Regions from separate parts of the Mus musculus genome. Here region 1 is linked to region 2. A link is a loop called in an ENCODE intact Hi-C map of the cell type or tissue named here. Cell type or tissue: gastrocnemius. All regions are shown on one strand. Links, peaks and the distances in the headings refer to the core of each region. The heading gives the core; the rest is flanking DNA. Region 1 has its middle 20 kb from the start of Gm2491. Region 2 holds the start of Gm26684 (predicted gene, 26684).

Region 1 (8,937 bases), core at 243-8,242, 54 kb before region 2:
ACATTTGCGAATGTTGGCGTATGTTCATCAGCAGCTCTGAAGGTGTGGGGTTTTTGTTCGTCTGCTATTATTGTTTGAGTTCCTTATATATTTTGGGCATTCCCCTGAACTGGATGTCTGGGTTAAATGTTTTCTCCCAGTCCATTGGCTATTTCTTTGAATTTTCTTTTCTGTGAAGAGACATTTTACTTTCATATAATCCCATGTGTCTATTTGAGTTTGAGTTTGCTTTGTTTTTGTTTTCCTTTTCTTCTGCTTTTGTTTCTTGTGTTCTTTTTTTTTTTTTTTTTTTTGGTTTTACCTGTAGCCCTGGCTGTCCTGGAACTCACTCTGTAGACCAGGCTGGCCTTTAACTCAGAGATCCGCCTGCCTCTGCCTCCCAAGTGCTGGGATTAAAGGCCCACCACGCCCGGCTTGTTTCTTGTATTCTTGTGCTTAAAAAAACAAGTCATTGCACACACCTGTGTCATGTGAGCTTCTCTATCCTGTGTCCTGATAGTGCTTTTAGTTTCTGGACTTCTAAGTCCAGAAAGTTCATTCTGACTTGAGTTGAATTTATATATGGTGTGAGACCGTTAAATCCTCTCTCATTCTCTTGCATGTAGAATTCCAGCTTTCACTACCATGTACTGAAGAGGCTGTCATTCTGTGTTCCTGGTATATTTGCTGGAAATCTACTGAGTACACATGCATGCATTTATTTCTGGGCCCTCTGTTCTGTTTTGTTGGTTGATGTGTCAGTGTTATATACTAATTATTCATAGCTTTGCAGTATAGTTTGAAGGGTAATATGTCCTCGTGCTGTGTGTGTATATTATGTGTATATGTGTATTTGTGTATGAGTGTGTATGAGTGTGTGTGTGTTTTTTTATGATCACCTGGACTGATGGGTTTCTTTTGTGGTTGGTTCCATATGTAATTTAAGGAGTGGGGTGTTTATTTCAAAACTGGTATTAGAATTTCCATGGGCACTGTACTAAATTTGGACATCAATTTTAGTAGCACGAACATTTGAGCTATTAATTCTTTATGTTTATAAACATGAAATATCACCATTTATTTGTGCCTTTGGTTTCCCTCATCAGTGGTTTGTAGTTTTACTGTGTGTGGGTCTTTTATATCCTTGGGTAAATTTATTGCTGAACATTTTGTTTTAGTTATTATCATCGATGAGACTTTTCTTTTGATTTCTTTTTTGGATAGTTTTTGGCTAGTGTAGAAACAGTACCGTTAATGTGTAGCCTTTGGTTTTACTATGTTCATTGATTAATTATGCATGTTCTAATTATGCATATGTGTTTGCATGCAGGCCTGTGTTCATGTGCACATGCATCTATATTTATTACAGCCTTCCCTGTCTAGGTTTGTGTGAACAGCAAACAGCGACATTTCATTTTGTCTTTCCTTCTTGGTAGCTTCTTTCCCTTTCTTAATTTCTCCAGTGTGGACTGGGAATTCTTACCTTGTTCTAGACCTTAGAGGAAAGTGTTTAATATTTCGCCATTAGCTGTGGGCTTCTGTCCTAAAGCCTTTAGATGCAGAGTATAGTCTTTCTATACTTCATGTTCTTGTTAGAGTTTTGTGTTTTTAAAAATATTTATCCTTTAATTTTTATGTGCATGTATGTGTACCATGGAGGCCAGAAGAGGGTGACAGATCCCCTTGAGATAGAGTTACAGACTACTGGGAGTCACCTAACATGGCTTCTGGGGAGAGCAGAAAGTGCTGGAAGAGCAGGAAGTGCCAGCTCTCCAGCCCCTCTAGGGATTTTTGGTTGTTTGTTTATTTTTAAATCTTGAAAAGGTGCCAGCTTTGCAAAATTCCCATCTCTTGAGATGATTAATTGATTCTATCATTTTTATCTTTCATCCTGTCAATGTGGTGAACCACGATACTCACTGAAGTGTCCCACCAGCCCCTGGGAGAATGTTTTAATCGAACCTGTTTTATACCTTTTATACGGAACCTGGATGTTTATTTTTCTGCTTATTTGTGACTGAAGAAAATGGAGGTAAGTGAAAATTCATTTGCAGTTATTTCCCAATCGCCAGGCTGTTGTGGGTGCTGTATCGAGAAGGATACTTGAAGGATGAGATACTGTAGACAGCGCTAAAGACTGCGGTGCTGCGTGTGAGCAGCACAGCACAGGCCCAGCGTTTCGGAGAGGAGCGCCCAACACTGCGCTGCACACTGAACGTCTCTGATCTCTGCTCATTGGATGCCACGTCAGTTTTTACAACAATCGCAAGCTCTCTGTTTTTCTGTAGTATCCCTCGCTCCTGTGGTGGGCTCACAAGCACTGAGGGTGACCAACCTCTCATTGCTGCCCTTCAGCGTATGAGACCACCTACTCACATGTCATAAGTGGCAAACTGACGGGTTTCCATCCCAACAACTAAAACAAGCCTTTCGACCCCTCTCCCTCCTTCCCTCCCTATCACCTCTTTTTATTTTTTTTAATCTGTTTTTCTGTTTGAGACACAGTCTCATTATAGTCTTGACTCGCCTCAAACTATCTATGAAATCTGTGTAACCACGGGGGTCCTTCCGTGTCTGCCTCCCACGTGCTGAGGTTTCACGCATCTGCATCATGTGACACATTGCCTGCATAGCCTCATCATGTCTGCTTGCTAACCATTGTACCTGCCTCTCTGCTACCTGCCTTATGTGTGCCTTTTCTTGTTTTACACATGAACAATTGAGTGTAAAATAAGTAATTAAAATACATTCAGCATTTATTACTTACATTCTATGTGTAGTTACTGAGATAAATTCGTGAACGAGACAAAACTTGAGGTTGCCCAGCTAAGGCAGTAGAAAGCTCAGAATTGTAACTCAGTGACTGTTGGCTCAGGGAAACCTTTTACTGAGCAAGCCTGGTGACACCCCAGTTCAAACTCTAGAATCCACATAAAGATGGAAGAAGGGAACGAACTCCAGAAAATTGTCCTTTGACCTCCACACACATGGATGACATTTGGGCTTCCTCTTTCCCCTCTAGCTCTTTTTCTCCTTCACACACATATGGTGATAAAATAAAATGAAATATTTTAAATGATTTTAACTTAATGTTTTATTTCCAGAATAGCACATCGCCTCCTACTTCTTCATAGATTATAATCTGGAAGAAAAATTTAATCAGCCAAATTAATTCTAATTAACAAACTGTAGGAGTGTTCAGAAGGCATCCGCACGTACTATACAATCACTTTGACAGTCTTGCTCCTCCTTGGGGCTGCTGCAGCCCGTGCGCCCAGCACTCTCTAGTCACTAAAGGAGACATCAGCACTGGTGCACAGCCTATGTCACGTGACCTTAAAGAAGCAGGAGCCCAGACTCCTCCCGGACTATTGGCTCTTTCCTCTTTGAGAGCACTTGGCTTGGAATGTAGACTCCACTCAGACACCTGCGTTGGTGGGGCCCTTTCAGGTTTCAAGTAACCATCATTTCTTCCTTCTTCCTTTCCCTTTGTTCTTCCTGTCTGTTCTTTCCTTCTTCCACTTGTTTATTCTACGTGTATGAGTGTTTTACCCACATGTCGGGTATGTGGACCACAACCCTGTGTGCAGTACCCAGAAAGGCCAGAAGAGGGTATTGGAGCCCTTGGAACCAAAATCAACTAAAATTCAAGCCACTGGCACCCTCTGAAGTGGAAGATTTTCTTGGTCTGATTATGTGAAGCAGGCAGACCCAGCCATCAGTGTGGACAGCATCTTCTGCTGGCAGCCTAAATGAACGGACATGGAAGAGAGACATGTGCTTCTTGGCCTAGTTGGCCTCACTGTAGCTGGGAGTCCCTCTACTCTGTTGCTACAGTGTCATTTCGTGTTTGTTACCTCCTCCAGTTTCCAATGTAGAGGGAGACCAGCATTTTTCCTGAGATCAGCCAGGTCTGTAGGGCCAGACTGGGATTGTTAAGACATCCAGCCTCATGTCCGGCCTCACTGAGCAAAGTCTGGATTCTCAGTCTCTTCAGTGTGAAAAAGCCTTACTGGACTACTGCGACTGTGTCCTGGAAGCCAGCCTAATTAATTGCCCTTTAACACATGTATTCAGTCGATCAGTTCTCTTCCTTTAGAGCCATTATGTGAGAGCAAGGATTGGAACCCATCTCCTCTGCAGGAGCAGTCGGTGCTCTTAACAACCAAGTCATCTCTCCAGCCCTCATAGAACGTTTATGAAAACTCACACTTTTCCAGTGGTCAGGAAAACGCTGTCCTCAATTGCGTATATCCACTATAGTTTTCTTATATGTCGATTCCTTGGTTACTGTGGTGTTATGTGAAACATTGGTGAATTAACACTGCCATTCGTTTACTTATACAATCGTCTTTCTTGCTTGGTTCGAGAATTGCAAGCTTATATGGCAGTGGCTCACAGTTCCCGGACTGGATTTCTTCTCATTTTCTCACATTCAATCACTGAAAAGTATCCTCCAGAGGGAGGGCTTTTTTTATTTTTATTTTTAATTTCTCCCCAGTGGTTCCTATACCAGACAACCTGGTAATTATATATGTTAGATACCATGGGGGTGGCAGAGACGGGAAGGGTTCCCACAAGTTGGAGGAGTCAGAAATTAAAAAAAATTTTTTTTGTTATTTCTCAAGATAAACTTTTACACCAAAACATGTTACTTGGGTGTGTAAAGGGCCCTTCCCATTTGATCATGAGTCACCACACCATTACCCTGTTTATGAGGCGCACTCACCCTTAACCATTTAGCCACCATGCTCACTGCACTTAAGCATTGTCTCTGCATGCACTGAGTTGAACGTGAAAGTAGAAGCTGGTTTTACCAGCTAAAGAGCCACGCAGAGATCAAGTCCTGGAAGACAGGGGGCTTGGGCTCTGCTTCCCAGTTCTGTGATTATCTTGTTCTGTGGCCTGAAAGAAATCCCCCCAATCTCAACGGGGGCCCAACTCTGAAAAATGGAAAAATAAATAAGATTGTTTCAAGGTGTCTCAGCGGCTGCCAAGCTGCTAGCGCTATTTCTGTTGTGACTGATGGTAAAAGTCTTTACTTTGGGTCTTAAAGACAGCCTTGTGTGGTTTTAGTTCAGTTTTTGAAAAAAGACATCTCCAGTAGTCTGCATATACTCTGAAAGTACGGACAAGGTATTGAATAGTTAGCTGGGTAAGTTTCTGAAGTACTATAAACTGTTTTCATATCTTTTGAACCCATCGACCTCCCTCCCCGCTACCAAGACCGCCTCACATTGTGGCTGCCCCTCAGCTGCTGTGAGTTCTAGGTCCTTTTCAGTCTTCACAATCATCAGAAGTCACAGAGATTTGATAGACAGCAACCCATGGCTGGTGGAGGGGCATCCACCCGTGAGTCTACCGCCCTGCTTTCAAGGAGCCTGGGCCTAGCAGTAGATGGTGCGCATGCGCGTGCCACTCGCACTGGACCCTGTAGTCTGAACCCGATCATAAACCAATGAGACATCAGGGCAGATCATGTTGGGGGTACAGAGATCTTTCTCTGTTTCTCTGTTCATCTGTTCATCTGTTTCTCTGTTTCTCTGTTGGGTGTACAGAGATCTTTCTCAGTTTCTCTGTTCGAGCCACAGTTCTGTGCTTTGATAATTTTCAAGTGACGATTTCCTTTCCTTTCTGTCAGTGTTTGACAGGGTCTCCCTTTGTAGCACCGGCTGGCCAGCAATCCACCGTATGGACTAAGCTGGCCTCAAAGTCACTGCCATTCTCCTTCATCTGCCTTCTGAGGGTTGGACTCTCAGTCAGTGACACATACCTGGCTTTAGTGAAGTTTTGTTTATTCTTTTGAGACAGGCTTTCCCTAGGTATTCCAAGAGCTTTGGGCTTTTGATTTTCCTGCCTCAGTTTTCCTCCTACCATAATCGCCCTCCTGTAGGGACCATAGGCATGTGCCACTGAACATGAGGAGTCAGATGATGTTTAAGTATTTACTTAGTTATTAATTTTGTTTGTGTGTGTGTGTGTGTGTGTGTGTGTGTGTGTGTGAGAGAGAGAGAGAGAGAGTAGGCATGTTTGTGGAGGAGTCTTTTCTCTGGGGAGAAGATCAATAGATCATCAGGCTGGTGAGTTGGGGCTTTAATCTCTCCAGCTCTAGTGGGAAATTCTTAACTGTATACATCTTAAAGCTTCTATGTCCTGCCTCCCATATCAGAGGACATTCTTAAAAAACACTGTAGCCGAGCGTGGTGGCACACGCCTTTAATCCCAGCACTCGGGAGGCAGAGGCAGGCGGATTTCTGAGTTCGAGGCTAGCCTGGTCTACAGAGTGAGTTCCAGGACAGCCAGGGCTATACAGAGAAACCCTGTCTCGAAAAACCAAAAAATAAAAAAATAAAAATAAATAAATTAAAATAAAATTTAAAAAAAAGGGGGGGGGCTGATGAGATGGCTCAATGGGTAAGAGCACCCGACTGCTCTTCCGAAGGTCCGGAGTTCAAATCCCAGCAACCACATGGTGGCTCACAACCATCTATAATGAGATCTGATGCCCTCTTCTGGAGTGTCTGAAGACAGCTACAGTGTACTTACATATAACCAATAAATAAATCTTAAAAAAAAAAAAAACAAAAAACAAAAAAAAACAAAAACACTGTGTCCAGAAATTGAGTCTAAGAGACAACAATGCCTGATCATGTGAGCCATAGACACTGTGAAGGTGGCTTCTTGACACCTAAATACAGTCTTTGACTTTGAGAGGAAACGTGCCAGCTCTACTTTAGGTTAAGAGTCCTCGAGTGAAATGGTGGCCATGGCCATAAGTAGTTGGCTGGTTAGCTGGTTGTTGTCACAGTTGATTTTTTGATGTTCCTTCTTGGCCAGGTGCGAGCTGATGGGCCACCTGAGCTTCCCAGGTCCCCATGCGGCCCCTGCATTGCAGAAGCAGCTGCGTCTTCAGGGAGCTTATCTTCCTTCCGCTCTGGCAGAAGTGAACGCTCTGCCCCTTTTGTGGCCGAGCAAAGAGAGGTGGAGGCATGTGTTCTACATTTCTATTAATGTAATACAGGCTTGTTCTGGCATTGATTAAAAATCTGCTCTCCAGATACTTCTGTGCACGGTCATTTTATGCAGAGTTCTTTCATATGGCGTTTGCAGACGTCGTCCCACGTTCCTTACACCTTGCAAACGCGGGCGGACGGGTCCTTCCATGCGGTGGTGGGCGGGTCCTTCCATGTGGTGGTGGGCGTGGAGGAGCTTTACTCCTTGAAACTCATACTTCATATGAAAGTTGTGCTTCTCATTAGTAATGGTGACTTTTGAATGGGAAATAGAGATGTCTCTATCCTGGCTGGCGAAAGCTTTGGACGTCTTTGGAATATCTTCCTTTGAGGGGATAGTTCACACATCAGGATTTGATTCCTGTGCAGTTATTTTCCACTCTGAGAGGAGGAGCCAACTATTACCCTAAAAGGTCAGTATTTGGTTTCTGTACTTAATTGAACAATTGAGTTTCGTGCCTATTTTTCTTTAACTGCAAAGTTTTATTTTCAATAAAGATGTCTTTCACTTCAAGTGGATGTTTGGTGCTCAAAAACACCGAAGAGTACTAGAATTGACCATCTCTTTACTCTTGCTACACAGATACCCTTTAATAGTAAGAGTAATTAAATGAAAACTTAAGAGGCCTCATGTTCTACCCCTCAGCTTTTTAAACAAGAAAAATCTTATAAAGCATCACTCTTAGGAGTCTTCTCTCTCTCTCTCTCTCTCTCTCTCTCTCTCTCTCTTTCTCTCTCTGTGGTGTGTGTCTGTTTGTTTCTCTGTCTATTTGTTTCTCTGTCCTGAGGATTGAAGGTCACACTCATGCGAAGCAAGTTCTGTACTTGTCAACAGCATCATAGCCTCTTTGAATTTTCTTTTCATATGGGTTTAAAGTCACTCCACACCTCGGTCACATCATAGCCTTTTGATCTTTCTGTCTCAGTTTCCTAAGTAGCTGAGAGCACGGGCCTACAACAACAGGCCTGGCTTTCTGTGCACTTTGGCTTAGAAAGTTGACATTTTATGTACCTTGGAGGTTCAGTGGAAACTCGATTGCACGGGTTCAGACCCATCCTCTACCACTGGCTGAACTGTCAATGAACATTACCTAAGTGGTCTATTCTCCTGATGCCTCATCTTTACCTGCACATCGGGGACAATGGCTATGACGACGGCAACGATGGCGACAGTAGTGATGTAACTTTTGGGATTTGCTGTTTTAGGGATCCCTGGGAAGGTATGAAGAGATTTGCAGACCCACTGCCCGGTGCCACAGCCATCACTGCTGCAAATGTGAGAGTACAACCATTTGAACTTTCTGTACATTGTTCCAAGAACGTACAGTGAGCTAACAGATATTTATTCAACAAAGCCCATGTATGCATGATCTCCATTAAGCATCAGTGGCTCTTAATTAAAATTCCACACAGGCAGATATGGCCAAGAGACAGGGTGACCTGGGCTTCAGTCAGGGGATGCAGTATCTCCTGGTGGAGATATTTCAAATCCCCTCCAACCTTAATTCACAGAGGTTCACTGCTTTCCTGATTAGTGTGGACAGGAGATCGGGGGGGGGGGGGGCTACCTTGATCCAATCCCCTCTCATAAGTAAGAGAACTATTCAGATCTGTGCTCTTAAGCAGAGGTGTTCCTCCAAGAGAGACAGGACACTGTCTAGTAGCCTCAGTGTCAGAGAGGAAAAGAAGCCAGGAGGGTCAGAGGATGTAATGTTCTCATCTCAGAAAACAGAGTTCTTTGACACAGTAAGGAAACGTTCACGTCTTTCTCTAAAACAGTGAAGAACTGGTAAGAAATGAAGAGGGAAACTGCAATGTTTGTGAGTGACAAGTTAAAACTCTAGGCCAGCTAATCTACTAGTCAGGACTAGGGGAAAGATAATGATTAGGGACATTTCCTAAAGTAGAGGCGAAAAAAAAATACCTTGCTTGAATTTAATTAGGT
Region 2 (8,937 bases), core at 344-8,343:
CAGGGCTACAGAGAGAAACCCAGTCTCAAAAAACTCAAAAAACAAAACAAACAAAACAACAACAACAACAACAAAAACACACAAAAAACCCAACAACACAAAACCCAAAAAAACAAAACAAACCAAAAAAACAAACCAAAAACCAAAAGCCAAAAAAAAAAAAAAAACAAATGAATTTATGAAATTCTCAGACAAATGGATGGATCTAGAGGATATCATCCTAAGTGAGGTAACCCAATCACAAAAGAACTCACATGATATGTACTCACTGATAAGTGAGTATTTGCCCAGAAACTTAGAATACCCAAGATAGAATTTGCAAAACTCATGAAACTCAAGAAGAAGGAAGACCAAAGTGTGGATACTTCAATCCTTCTTAGAAAGGGGAACAAAATACCCATGGAAGGATTTAGAGAGGCAAGGTTTGAAGGTGAGACCGAAGGAAGGACCATCCAGAGACTGCCCCCCCCCCACCCCCGGAATCCATCCCATAAACAACCACCAAACCCAGACATTATTGCATGTATCAACAAGATTTTGCTGACAGGACCCTGATATAGCTGTCTTCTGTGAGGCTATGCCAGTGCCTGGCAAATACAGAGGTGGATGCTCACAGTCATCTATTGGATGGAACACAGGGTCCCCAATGAAGGAGCTAGAGAAAGTACCCAAGGAGCTGAAGGGGTCTGCAGCCCTGTAGGAGGAACAACAATATGAACTAACCAATACCCCCAGAGCTCGTGTCACTAGCTGCATATGTAGCGGAAGATGGCCTAGTTGGTCATCAATGGGAGGAGAGTCCCTTGGTTTTGCGAAGATTCTATGCCCCAGTATAGGGGAATGTCAGGGCCAGGAAGTGGGAGTGGGTGGGTTGGGGAGCAGGTGGAGGGGGGAGGGTATAGGGGACTTCTAGAGAGGAAACTAGGAAAGGGGATAGCATTTGAAATGTAAATGAAGAAAACATCTAATAAAAACAATTAATTAAAAAAATTGGACATAGTACTACCTGAGGACCCAGCTATACCACTTCTGGGTATATAATCCAGAAGATGTTTCAACATGTATAAGAACACATGCTCTACTATGTTCACTTATTTATAATAGCCAGAAGCTGGAAAGGACCCAGATGTCCCTCAACAGAGGAATGGATACAGAAAATGTGGTACATTTACACAATGGAATACTACTCAGCTATTAAAAACAATGACTTCATGAAATTCGTTAGCAAATGGATGGAACTTGAAAATATCATCCTGAGAGAGGTAACTCAGTCACAAAAGAACACTCATGGTATGCATTCATTGATAAGTGGATATTAGCCCAAAAGTTCAGAATACCCAAGATACAATTCACAGACCATATGAAGCCCAAGAAGAAGAAAGACCAAAGTGTAGATGCTTCAGTGCTTCTTAGAAGGGGAACAAAATACTCACAGGAGGAAATATGGAGGCAAAATGTGTAGCAGAGACTGACAGAAAGGCCATCCAGAGACTGCCCCACCTGGGAATCCATCCCATATACAGTTGCCAAGCCTGAATGCTATGTGGATGCTGGGAAGTGCTTGCTGATGGAAGCCTGTCTCCTGAGAGGCTCTGCCAGAGCCTGACAAATACAGAGGTGGATGCTCGAAGCCACCATTGGACTGAGCCCGAAGTCCCCGAGGAGGAGTTGGAGAAGGCACTGAAGGGTCTTTGCAGCCCCATGCAGGGAGCAACAGTGTCAACAGGCTAGGCCTTCTGGAACTCCTGGGGACTGGACCACCAACCAAAGAGTACATGGAGGGACCCATGGCTCTGGCCACATATGTGGCAGAGGATGGCCTTGTTGGACATCAGTGGGAGAAGTGGCCCTTGAGCCTGAGGGTTTTTGATGCCCCAGTATAGCGGAATGCCAGGGCAGGAAGACAGGAGTAGGTGGCTAGGGGAGCACGAGATAGGGAGTTTCTGAAGAAGAGCCCTGGAAAGGGGAAAACATTTGAAATGTAAATAAAGAAAATATCCAATTTTTTTGGAAAAGAAAACAAACAAAAGACAAAAAAATTCTGAAGATGAACTGTCAGGTTTAGAAACACATATCTAATTTTATAATAAGACTATATTAATGAAATCTGACTTGAAAATAAAAAAAGTGACAACAAAAAATATATTGACTTGTTTGCTCAATATTATAGAAAAACTCGAGTCAGAATTCCTACACCTACGTCACTGAGAAAGACACTTTATTTAGTAGAGTATGTGATTTGTCTGTGTGCTTTCTGTCTGCAGTGAGCATAGGTTGAGTAAGTATTTGGTTTCAATTAGTTTTCCCCACTTTTTTCTACTCAATGTCTTTACATTATTTATTATATTGCTAGATTCAAATTTTTACTTTGTATTATATTTAGATTTTTATTTCATTACAACATAGTCAATTTAATTTTATTTATAACTTTGCATATAAAATACTAGTATGTTTCTTTCTTTTTAAAAATAATCCAGGCCTACATGGGGCAAATGATATGAAAAGGACAACAAATTATGAAAAAAGAGTCCAGTACATGTACAGTGCTTGAATGTGCTTCTTTCTGTGGAGTGATAGTGTATTGATTCCTGTATGTTCAGCATCAAGAATACTGAGTTGCATTTAATGGTCGTGTTATCAATGTAATCAATAGAGGAGAAATTGAAAGGGAGGGGTTGCCGAATGTTTCTGAGAAAATGAGCAATGAGTTCACAAATACAAGAGAGGCACCTCTGAGCCACAGAGAAGGTGAGAACAGAGCAGGTACAAGAAGAACATCTCCTTCAAATAGCTCTGGACTTTGCTGGAGAAGTGGAGGCTTTTTCACGAAAGATGGCTAGATGCAAATGGCTCCAACTTGCAAGGCCTGCAGTAGGTTTGCACACCCAGACAAGGTTGGATACCATGTAACCATGGCAGTGGCAACAGCCCTGGCTGTGGGATAGTATAGATGTCTAGCAGTTAGCATCCCAGGTGGGTGGCTCACAGGGGCCTGGGGTGGGTGGGTAGCTTGAGGAAAGGGACAAACTGACAAGGAAGTCAAGAGGGGGCTCAATGATAAGGAGAGAAGGGAGAGAGGCCACAAATATCCAATGAGCCCAGAGCTAGAAGACGGGGGAGAAAGGGTGGGGAGATTTCCTAGTTCCTCTGTAGTCATGCACTATGCAAACCAGAAAGCTTTACAATGCAACAGTAGCCACTTGCCATTTTGTAGACTCTCCCTGAAGAAAGGCTAAGGGTTTTACTTACACCATTTCATTTTACCCTCATGGCATACTCCATGATCCCTTCTTATTGGTGGGGGGGGGGGGGGGGGCGGGGGACACACTTGAGGCTTGCTGAAGTTAAACACATTGCTTACATTTTTCTGACTAGAAAAAAAAAGAGGAAGAAGAAGAAGAAGAAGAAGAAGAAGAAGAAGAAGAAGAAGAAGAAGAAGAAGAAGAAGAAGAAGAAGAAGAAGAAAGCAACTGCATGTAGCCAGTCAAGCTTAAGCCTCACACTGATATAAATATTATTCTGGTTGTATAACAACATTTGACTCCTGCATCCTTTTCTTGTGGGCTGATAACCCGGGGCTAGTTCTGTCAACTCATTGGCCTTGCGGGATGAAGTCCAAGTTTCCTACCGTGACTCACGAGGCGGGTCAGAGTCCAAACCCACACTCTCTTCTGTGGACACAGGCTCCCACACCAAGCGCTCCTGCTGGGTTCAACTGTTTTCAGTTCTCTGAGTGCAGCAGGGCAGCTTTTGTGTTCAGGGCTGTCTGGGGGGTGGGGGTGGCATGTCTTTCCTCCTTTTCTCTTCCTGCCTAACTCCTTCAAGTCCTTCAAAGCTGAGGGTCACTATCACTTGAGTCCTTCTCCAAGCCGATGAAAACGAGAACATGGGGGCATCTCGTCTTTGCAGATCTTTATGGCACTTCTGATGGCACTGAACCGTGTGGAGCTGCTGAATGCTTGACCAGGGCTCCTTCCACAAGTCCATAGTTCCTGCCCGTCTGGGTTCATGTTTCTTGTTTGTTTTTGAGACAAGGTCTCACTCTGTAACCCAGACTGGCCTCAAACTAGTGGCAATCTTCCATGCCTGGCTAAATGAGGAATTGGACCTTTTATTTCTTCCGTTACTTGGAACTACTTGCAATTGAGCCTTCCCATGTTCCCATGTGTGATGCAAGCCCTCTGTCGTCGATCTCTCTCTCCGGACCTTATCATCTTGAAGGACCTAGGGAAAAAAAGAAAGACAATGGTTCTGATAGTGTTGGTGATAGCTAGACCTTGGTTTCACCCTTATACCTCTGAAGCCAGATCTTATTCTTAGAGCATGTTTTCAGTCTCTGGTAAAGAGCAACACACACACACGAAGTTCTAAATGTAGTCCATAAATTCAAGATATTTGTGGCTATCAATGACCCATTTGCCTATCTATTAAAAAAAGTTCTAATATTTTTATAACTACCAAATTGAAGCAATTACACAGTTGCTTTATATTAGTTGTAATATCATTCAGTTTAGACTAGTTATTCAGAGCAGAGACCAAGATTTTGCCCTCTGGTTAGAAGATTGAACACATGTCTCTTGCTTCTATTTCTTAGTAGGTAAAATAGCAGCAAGAAGCAGAGACCCATACGTCCCGGGGGGGCTGGGGGTGGGGTATGATTGTCAAAATCCCTTTAAACATTGTGACATATTCAAGGGGTGGAAATATGGTGGTCATATCCCCCAGGGTGCTGCAGAAACTTTCTAGAATGCACACCGTGCTAGGTTCACCTGCAAATGCTAGTCTAGAGATCCCCCGACATCACAACAGGAAAGTCCTGCCGCAGGCTCTTCAGGAAACAGGAACGAATCCTAGAGAAAGAAGGGGAAATGCACACCAAACTTCACAGGCTCTGCTTGAAAGATGAAAAATTAACCCAGCGCGGTTGGGGGTGGAAGTGTGAATGGCGGTGCTTGGACGCTGGGTCTTCAACGTCCGGACACTTTTCCTTCCCTAAAGCCATTTTAGTCAAAGGTCATGTGTGTGTCCTGTCAAAGGCCAGCTTCCAATGGAATCACTGTCCCCCGGGGATAGCGGGGGCCCCCTGACTCCATCTGCTTTGGAGAAATCCCAAAAACAAACGGTCCAGCGCAAACAAGCGCAGTCAGGAGCCGGCAGTGCCGGGCTTAGCTCCCAGGTCCCCGGCCCGCAGCCCAGGCTGTGTCCGCAGCGCCCTGGCTGGAGCGAGGCACCCGGACGCCGCAGCATGAGCCGCCACGCCGATCCGGTAGGGTAGGCAACCCCTCTCTGCGCGTGCTCCACGGCTTGGGGCTCCCGGGTCACGGGCGGCTGCACTGTGCATGCAGCCGGGGCAAAGCCTGCAAAGGGGCCTCGGCAGCAGCCGGAAAAACGTCCGGGGTTGGGCTGCCTTCCCGTGCCCTCAGCTGGACCGGGTTCCAGGCTCACAAACGCGGAGCTAATTTTGAGTTGTCCTTGCCAGAGTCTGTTTGGCTTTGCAAATGCGTATCTCGTTTCTGGAAAACAAGCCAGTGGAAGCTGCAGAGGGGCTAGGGACGAGTCTCAGCTCACCACAACTGGAGCCTGTGACTAGGGAGCGAGCCCCTTTGGCCAGAGCCAGTCGCAGGGGGCTGTGAGCTCTGTCCTCTTGTGACAGCCAGCCTCCTTGGCCTTCTTGTTTATGACTCCTTGGACAAGCGCTTGGCAAGGCTGGGGAACTTTAAAGCCTTCAGTAGCATTCTCTGTGCTCTTTCCTATGCTTGCCTCAAGGAGACAGATCGTTTTTTTTTTTTTCTGAGTGGGGAAGCCCTTCCCTGCAGCCAGATCCCAGGAGCCAGACTCTGCCCCTTTGTATTATTATTATTATTATTATTATTATTATTATTATTATTATTATTTCATTTGAACAAGTCCTTCGGATGGATTTGTGCTAATTTTGGTTAAGTATAGAGGGCCGGTTTCTCAACTGATCTCGAGTGCTTTTGGACTGGACTTGAAAGTCTTCTAGGGTACAGCAGATAGGCAGCAAGGAGCGGGTGGCTAAAGCGTTTCAGAGATTGCTGTGTTTCATCCTAACAGGTTAAGCAGGGAGCCATTTCTCACTGATAAAGGAGCAGAAAACAAAAGCCTTTCTGGGATTTGTTTATGCCTCTAACACCTAGTTCCATTGAACTAGGAGGTTCCCGGCACGGTTTCAGGTGTTTTCTGAACTTCTGATCCCTCTCCAGAGGACCACCTTCAACTGCTACCCAGCGTTTTCTCCTTGAAAGACTAGGTGACAAGACCTCACTTTCCTTGTTCCCTACTTATCCCTTCATATCTAGCCAGGAGCCTCGGTCCACCACTCTGAAGACTAACTTTTGTTGAGGCCGTTGAAAGCCTCTGCACCAAAACCTAGAGAAATTGCAACTCCTCTTCTTCAGGCTCTCCTGGGGCCATTTTGAATAGCTGGCTCTTCCCTCTCTTGTGTTTAGACTCTTAGCTTCTGTAATAATACACCTCCTTGTTCTCTTCTGCCCTTCTGAGTCACTACTTACTGCCTTAAAAGCCCCACTCCAGATCTTTCAGTGCGTCCCTCTGGTCGCTCCTCAACTCTCTTCCCTGACATCTAGACTACATCACCTCATTCATCCCAACAGCTTCAGCCACTGCAAACCCACACAGAGTCTGGAGCACAGCCTTTCTCCTAAAACATCTCCAATTAGATGTTCCACAAAGCATCTTGAAGTCAAAGTGTTCAAAACTGAATCTGTCTTCTCCCTTCTTCCTCCTGCTCTGCTCTTCCATTCGGATGGCATCCCCTTCACTTTAGACACAGCAGAGTCACCTGAGGTGACTTGTCTTTCATGTTGTGCCTCCCTTTCTTCCCATTGGATGAAGTTCCTGTATGCACCTTCTAGTTTGTATTATGTATCATCTTTCCTCCATTGTTTGAGTTCAGGCATTCTGGTCACAGTCTCACATTCCTTTCATTTGGGGCCAGTGCTGTCCAGTCTGTGCCTTTATCTATATTGGTTATCTTTCTTTTCTCATTGCTGCAGGATGGGGGACTTACTTCTGCTCACTGTTAGAAGGAATAGTGTCCATTATTATAATGGTCTGGTCCTGGGAACATGTGGTGGGTGGTCCCCCTGCATGTGTCTGAAGTCAGGAAGCCAGGTGGGAGTGGGTGTGGAAGTAGGGGTAGGGGTAGGGGTGGGGGTGGGGGTTATGCTAGAGCTGAACACTGCCCCTCAGCTAGGTTTTTCTTTTTATTGTCTTTAGTCTGGGACCACACCCTGTGGGATAGTGATGCTTATATTCAGGGTGGGTCTGTGGGTTTTCTGTCCTTTCTGGAGACACACTCACAGACATCCACAAGTGTGCCTTTCAGGTGATCCTAAATCCAATCAATAGCATCACATCACCTTATCTCCATGGAGTGTCAGGGGTTCCTAAAGTGCAGTGTGGTCACAGACATGCTTTGTGAGATGTCTCTAGTGAATTTTTGTACTTTTCTTTTAAGAATGATGCTGGTAAGTACAGGTTCTCCAAAACTAGCCTTTTTTAATAGAAATGTGCATTGGTAGTTTTCCTGCATGTATGTCTGTGAAGATGCCAGGCCCCCTAGAATTGAGACTAGTTGTGAGCTGTCATGTGGGTGCTGGGATTTTAACCCAGGTCCTCTGGAAGAGTAGCCAGTCCTCCTAACACACTGAGCCACCTCTCCAGGCCCCACGACTAGCCTTTACCCTTACTCATTGCTCTCCTCCCACCCACTCCCTAGCCACATCTCATGAGTCACTTTGCACGTTTTATACACACTGTCCACTAAGCAGGCACAGTAAACTATCCCCTCTCGGCTCACTAGCCTCATTATTGAAAAAGGACTCAGCTGATAACCACCTTTTCCTGGGAACTTCCCGGATCATCCATGCCTCTTCCAGAGTGGGTTAGCAACTTTGCCATGGTCTCCTCACTTCTCCTCCCGCCTCCTTCCCTCCTACCATCCTTTTTATTGAAAAGTTCTAGTCATCTTGCCCCAGCAGACGGTTCACACGCGATACAGAGCAACTGCTTCTGTCCCACTGTTATTTCTGTCCTAGGATCTTTAGATCCTAATGCTGTCTGTCTCAATTGGGATGTTTCATGAATTCTTGTAATTGATTTTCCCTTTTCTGCCTGCTCTCCCTCCCTGCTCCCTCCCTCTCTCCCTTTCCTCTCCCCCTGTCCCCTTGTCCTCCTCTTCTCTTCTCCCCTCCTGTCCCCTTCCCTCCCTTCCCCTCCCCTTCTCTCAGCTTCCCTCCCCTTCCCTCCCTCCCATCCCCCCCTCCTCTCACCTCCCCTTCCCTCCCTCCCATTCCCCCTCCTCTCACCTCCCCTTCCCTCCCTCCCATTCCCCCTCCTCTCACCTCCCCTTCCCTCCCTCCCATTCTCCCCTCCTCTCACCTCCCCTTCCCTCCCTCCCCTTCCCTCCCTCCTCTCACCTCCCCTTCCCTCCCTCCCATTCCCCCCTCTTCTCACCTCCCCTTCCCTCCCATCCATTCCCACTCCTCTCACCTCCCCTTCCCTCCCTCCCCTTCCCCCCTCCTCTCACCTCCCCTTCCCTCCCATCCATTCCCACTCCTCTCACCTCCCCTTCCCTCCCTCCCATTCCCCCCTCCTCTCACCTCCCCTTCCCTCCCTCCCCTTTCCCCTCTCCTCTCACCTCCCCTTCCCTCCCATCCATTCCCCTCCCATCTGCTCCCCTTCCTTCCCTTTTCACCCTCTGGGTCTCATGTATCCCAGAATGACTTCAGACTTGCTATATAGATGATGAACTTCTGATCCTCCAGTTTCTCCTTCCTGACGCCTGCTATTTATTACAGGTGTGCATCATTATCCTTAGTTTTATGTAATACTAGGAACTGAATCCAGGGTTTCATGCTTGCTAAGCAAGCACGTTACCAACTGAGATATATT

The links. Hi-C counts contacts between places; a loop is a spot of excess contacts. Peaks named below come from ENCODE experiments on the same cell type or tissue, not always from the same donor. Only the 100,000 strongest peaks of a DNase experiment are listed, where the experiment ranks them.
Region 1: a loop joins it to region 2, with 2.9 times the contacts of the local background. A loop is called at or near these places in 2 of 42 quality-filtered maps.

The regions. Positions count from the first base shown.
Region 1 is chr15:55,002,646-55,011,582 of GRCm38, reverse strand. No RefSeq gene overlaps it. Among named protein-coding and RNA genes, the nearest start is that of Gm2491, 20 kb to the right of the region's middle. In gastrocnemius, for the core only: CTCF peaks have their summits at 1,653 (motif pointing right) and 3,578 (motif pointing right); a DNase peak (open chromatin) is centred at 3,592; H3K27ac peaks cover 354 bases.
Region 2 is chr15:54,948,877-54,957,813 of GRCm38, reverse strand. Gm26684 (predicted gene, 26684) reads right to left here and starts at 4,866. Exons shown (of 3, transcript NR_155354.1): 1 at 4,770-4,866; 2 at 3,629-4,224. It also overlaps a transcript of Enpp2 not described here. In gastrocnemius, for the core only: no CTCF peak of the experiment used is centred there; DNase peaks (open chromatin) are centred at 3,670, 4,677 and 5,322; H3K4me3 peaks cover 1,938 bases; H3K27ac peaks cover 2,941 bases.